Linked DNA regions of Homo sapiens: region 2 is linked to region 1. A link is an interaction called in ENCODE POLR2A ChIA-PET data of the cell type or tissue named here. Cell type or tissue: Caco-2. All regions are shown on one strand. Links, peaks and the distances in the headings refer to the core of each region. The heading gives the core; the rest is flanking DNA. Region 1 has its middle 41 kb from the start of LINC03141. Region 2 overlaps PARP11-AS1 (PARP11 antisense RNA 1).

The links. ChIA-PET counts read pairs that join two places held together with the same protein. Peaks named below come from ENCODE experiments on the same cell type or tissue, not always from the same donor. Only the 100,000 strongest peaks of a DNase experiment are listed, where the experiment ranks them.
Region 2: POLR2A ChIA-PET joins it to region 1 with 13 read pairs; 2 of 35 experiments call an interaction of 5 or more read pairs at or near these places.

What each region holds. Positions count from the first base shown.
Region 1 is chr12:4,051,152-4,054,067 of GRCh38, reverse strand. No RefSeq gene overlaps it. Among named protein-coding and RNA genes, the nearest start is that of LINC03141, 41 kb to the right of the region's middle. In Caco-2, for the core only: no CTCF peak of the experiment used is centred there; a DNase peak (open chromatin) is centred at 1,173; H3K27me3 peaks cover 136 bases.
Region 2 is chr12:3,889,493-3,892,408 of GRCh38, reverse strand. The region is part of intron 1 of PARP11-AS1 (PARP11 antisense RNA 1); the gene reads right to left. Among named protein-coding and RNA genes, the nearest start is that of PARP11, 18 kb to the right of the region's middle. In Caco-2, for the core only: no CTCF peak of the experiment used is centred there; no DNase peak of the experiment used is centred there.

The sequences.
Region 1 (2,916 bases), core at 171-2,670:
CGGGGTCTTACAGCCCCCAACAATCAGGCCAGGTAAAAAGGAAGCTTTCCAGGCTAATGGTGTCATCAGACACCAGTGCCATATCTCTTTTTCTGGAGATGTTTTCTCTTCCCATTTCTGAGATTTTCGTGTCTCCCATAATGCCTAATACCATGAGAATCTACCTTGTCTGGTTCAGTGGAGGTCTGCAGATTGCCTGTGGGTAAAGAAATGCACGTAGGTGGTTCCTTCTGGTCAGAAAAACTTGGGGTATTGAAAAGGAAAAGTAGATAAAGAGCAGAGGGCAACACAAAAAACCAGAAGGAAAAGTAGATAAAGAGCAGAGGGCAACACAAAAAACCAAAGAGAAGGCTCAAAGTGAAAAGCCAGCAACGGGCCCTCTTGAATGCAGAAGTACTATTCTCCTGGTGCCATGCTCCACACCTCATCTATCACCACGGTCCCCTTCCTGGTGTACCTGGATGATTTCTACAATGCTCATTTGCACCACTACCTCCCCTACCTGCAGTCTTACCTTTGACTTATTATACACCTTTAGATATATCTAAGGTTGCTGCTGACCTGAATTTGCTCATCACTCACTCTCCTCTCTCCCTCAAAGGCTTACATGATGTAAGAAGAGGCTTCAGAAGTCATCTCCTTTGTGCCCTACCTTCATGCAATACCCAAAGATGAGCAACAAAAAGACTAGTCCTTCTGCTGGGAGATTCCCTGGAGAGAGACCCTCTAGTGTCCACCAGGCACTGATATCTCACCCTTTCTTCTCCTCTGATACTGCCTCCACATCCCTGTTATTTTAGTATGCCTGAATTTTCTGAGGCAAAGGATGGCTCTGTGCATACCTCACCTTGTCTTCTCTCGTTTCTCACCTCCCTCACGCTGCATATGTAAGAATGTTCTCTCTGAGTTAGATCCCTCAAATTATTTCCCAGGCCCTTCATCTGTTGGCCCACAAAGGAGGATCGATAAGAGTTCAAGAAAGCCGAAAGCCAAGAGCATTCCCCATGCTGGACTGAGGAAAGGTTGAAGCAGACCAGGCACAAACCCTTCAGCTCCTTGTCAGCAGCCTTTGATCTCTGTGGCAGCTAACATGAAAGTAGAATTTGGCCCTCCAACTGTACAGGATGAGACTTGACAAGAAAATCAGTTTCTCTGACAATTTCAAAAGGCCCGACACTTTCGTCACTTGGCACTTGGCCATGGGGAATGGTGCTGTGGACACATCTGTACCCCCCCCCAGAGAAACCATTTTCCCAGGAAGGACTGACAGTTCAAGTGCAGGCAAGTCCATGAGGAATGAAGGACAAGCTCTTCCCTGCCCTTCATTGAGGACAGGTGTTGCAGGAAGCAGGAGGATTTTCACTGGGTAGCTAAGGGAACTTCCTACCTGCCTGGGTTGAAAGGCACCAGGAGGGCTGTCCAGGGAATCTGGAGAAACTCTTTTCTCAAGATTAAAGAATAAGCATGTCTGCTGCTGGTTTGGAAAAGTTTAAGCCAAAGATGCTGTAGCAAACTGGCCTTTGTAGGATCTTTCCACATTTGCAAGCCTAAGTGTGACTCGGATGTGCTTTTTTCAGCTTACCTCTCTTGTTCTTCAATAAGCAAACCAAAATAAATTAGATTTGCCCTTTTATTACAGTTTCAACTTATCATTTGGCTTCTGAGCTACTCAAAGTTTAGATGCTTCTGAACTGAGCTGGATCCTGCTTTCCATTTTCTCAAATGGCCTTGGGAAAACTGGTAAAGTTGGCAGGACTTCCCCATGGTACCGTCACATCCTCACATTCCTTCCTAGCATCTCTTACATCCCCTCCACCTTCAAGCATCCTGGAGCTGCAGTATCTCGGTATGAATCCACCCTAAGGGTTCACAACTCACTAAGTGGCCTTCTTCTAAAATGTCAAGAGTATTTTAAAAGTGGGCCTCATTGGCAGACCATGTTTAATTCAAAAGAAAGGGCTATTTATGGAATAATCTCAATATCAGTCTTAGAAGGGGTCTCTGCCCTGGTCTGTTGAGAAACAGACTGTTAAAGAGAAATTAGAACCAGAATTAATCCCTTCAGAGGTATGTTATTTGGGGGGATTTTATTTTCCTGGAAGACATGTGCCCTGAACTTTGAGTAGGATCCAAAGCTGGTAAAAGTTTCCCCTCTTGGGTAAGTTCCCAAGGAAAGTAATGACAGACTGTAGATGTTTGGTAGACACAAAGACTGGGCTGCCTGTGGGTGTGAACTGATGCTTCTGAACTCCCCTGAAAACCACATAAATAATCAGCATTTGTCACAGCAGCAGCAACAGCACTCTCCACTACCACCACCACAACCACAGCATTGGCCAAGGGAGGTCTTTCTTAATTAAAGCAACTATCTTTCCTCACCATCAATGCAATTAGAATTTAATGAACCCAGGGCATTTCTTTTAAGGCCTCAAAATTATAGCTGATCTCAACACTCACGTGCTGGGTTGGAGGGAGAGGCATCACCCATTCTGAAAGCATGAGAAATGGAGGGCAATAGGAATTAAAGAGACGGAGTTGTGCTACACTGAAGAGAATCACCTGGAGATGACGGGGACTCAAGAATGACCAGAGGAAAGGTGACTGTTCCTTCTACGGACTCTGAAAGAATGTGGAAAATCCTCACTTCCCAGCATGAGGGTGGGAGGCACATTAATCAGTTAATATACAAGCATTTATGCAACGCCACCTTGTGCGAGGCACTGCATTAGATCTATAGAGGGCATGATAGGAAGACAGATAGATAAATAAGACACAGTAGACACAAGCCCTGATTTCAGTCTACTTCAAACTACAGTTCAGGTGTGCATGCTGAAATGATGACTAGAAGGCAAGAAGTTAATGTTTACGTAAAGAAAGTGGCAGGAGTTCTAACAAGCCATGCTGTTTTGGAAGACA
Region 2 (2,916 bases), core at 318-2,817, 160 kb after region 1:
TTCTAGCATGACATCAGAAGGACTCATGGAGTGGACGAGATCACGGAGAGAAAGGGCCAAGAGACTCTGGAGGTGATGGTGCACCCACGTGGTTCTCAAGATTGTCTGTCTAGGTTTTCCTTGTAGCTCAGCTGGAAGCTTCACATGGCAGGTGGAAGGACATTTCCAGACCCTTCATTACTGCCATAGCTTTTGGAAAGATTGAATACAACAAGGGACAGGGAAGTGTGATGTATTGTGTCCTAAAAACCCCTCAGAAAAGACAATTTGAAGCAGAACATATAAATGATATCTTGTGTTACTTTCCTCATTCCCTTTCTTATTTACTTTTCCCACATGCCTCTAAGTCTGGATGCAATTGTGTGTCTCTAGGAGGTGTTCTAACAGGCTTCTAGTCACCATGAGAAATCTTAGAGTCTCCTCTTGGAGCTGATGACTTCGGGTCTAGACCCTGAAACATAATATTCTACTATTCACAGTAGAATGAAATGGCTTCAAGTCCCTGCATGTCCCATGTATTACATATTTAGTATGTAATACTTACAAGAAATGTGACCCTGGACAAGGGGCGAGGCTTCCCTGGGCCTGGGTTTTCTCAGGTAGAAGGAGAGCATGGTCGTACCTCTGCTGCCCAGCCTCTCGGGGAGCAGGCTTTCTTCCCGAGCGATGCAGCAGGAGAGCAAGGAGGAAAGGAGGTGACAAGGCAGAGCAGAAGAGGAGAAACTGGGTGGGGAAGCCAGAGTCCAGGCGATGGACTGGCCTGGGATTTGTAACTGGACGGAGGCTGAGGTGGGTTGAGGGTCTGGGGCTCAGGCATGGCAGGGATAAGGGTGGCTTCACAGGAAGGACTTCCCAGGGCAAGTGCTTTCCTTGACTCAAAGTGACGAGCTTTGACAGGGCTTTGGGAAAAGGGGGAGATGTGGCTTAGGTGATATGCTTTCTGGATGACTGTCGATCACGAGGGAGCTAAGGTGCAGGAGTTTACGTTCCCGGGCCTGATGATGGGGACAGCCCAGCACGTGGCCGGGCAGTTTCTTCACACACTTTTAGTTTTGCTTTCTTGTAAAGAGTTCCAGTGTTATCATTATGTTTAGCAGTTATAAACACTCCCGTTTATTACAAGCTTACTAAACACCAGCTTTACATATATTTGCGTGGGAAATTTGTACTTATCACCCCCAACCAAGCCTATGAAAGCACCGTACAAACACTGCTTTGTAAGCCTTGGACTGACTTGTCAGTTTGCAGCTTTGCTTATAATGGTACACGGTTTGGCCTTTCAACTCCTGACTTTTTCTTGGTGATTGAAGACTAGAGGTAGTGACCACAAAGGAAGCTAGAGCCTCTTCTCATGTGTGTGAGGAGGACTCTGGAATAGGAAGAAGGGTGTCTGTGAGTGCTGGACTGGGCATGCCGCCCAGGAAATAAGATCCTCACTTTGTCCTGCATTTCTCCTTTGGTATCAGCCCCTGGCCACAGTGGAGACACAAATCACTATTGTAGCACCTGTCATCCCACGGAGTGTGATCTGTTTATTTGATTGTCTCTCCCTTAAGATGGCATGTGACCTTTTTGTGAGCAAGGTCTCTCTCTCTCTCTCTCTCTCTGTCTCTCTCTCTCTCTCTCTCTCTCTATATATATATATATATATATATATATTTTTTTTTTTTTTTTTCTTGAAGCAGAATCTTGCTCTGTCCCCCAGGCTGGAGTGCAGTGGCACAATCTCAGCTCACTGCAAGCTCCGCCTCCCGGGTTCACGCCATTCTGCCTCAGCCTCCCAAGTAATTGGGACTACAGGCACCCACCACCACACCCAGCTAAATTTTTTTTTTTTGTATTTCTAGTAGAGATGGGGTTTCACCGTGTTTGCCAGGATGGTCTCGATCTCCTGACCTCGTGATCCACCCACCTCGGCCTCCCAAAGTGCTGGGATTATATGCGTAAGCCACCGTGCCTGGCCTATATATCTTTTATATAACTCCACGTCCCTAATGCCCATGTTCTCAACAGGGTTTGGTACACAGTAGATGCTCAGCAGCACATGTTGAACAATTGAATGACTTCTTGTCTCTGCTTTGTTTCTGGCATGCTTTGTGAGCTTGTGCACTGTTGATTTTTGGAAAGGCATTATTTTTCCTATGTTACAATCTTATCACAAGTCTTTTCTCACAGCTATTTTACTATTAGGACAATGGTGTGATTCTACGGTGTTAACTGACTTATTGCAACTTATAATTTACTAGGAACAAGCATTTCACAGTGTTGGGGGTCAGGGAGGCCAATCCTCCCTTTCCACGCGCTCACATATTTAAACAATCCATGTCTGCTGGGATGTATATCTGGTATGATATCGAACACACAAAAATAGTTTCTCTATTATTAAAAACTGTAACTATGCCACTTTTTAGATAAAATGTAAACCTGGCCTCCAACCCAAAGATTTAGGCTGTCTTGGCCAATATAGGGAAAGTTAGATTAGGATAGGGTTGGCATCGATGAGTTCAATTAGTAATTGTGTGTATTCTGCAACTTTTCTCAAATCCCTTATCTATGGTGACAGGGGAGGAAAGTGAGCTAGTTTAAGAACTTCATTATCAATTGTATAATAAATCCTTTTATTCAGATAAAGGATTATTATACGTTTTAAAATAACATGCTTTCTAGTATTAAGCTACCTGAGCAATGGCTCACCTTTCTGTTACTCCTAAATTGAAAGAGAAACTACCATGTATTACATAGTTACCCAAATGCTCTGATCAGAAAAATTATATATAATGGCTTCAAATTCATTCAGTATTTCTCCATGTTTATTAAGCATCCCCAGAACAGTACTCAATGTGGGAAAGGCAAGGAGAGCTGGGAGAGAGGACCCCCCAAGACATGCAGATCAATAACAATACAATTCAACATTTC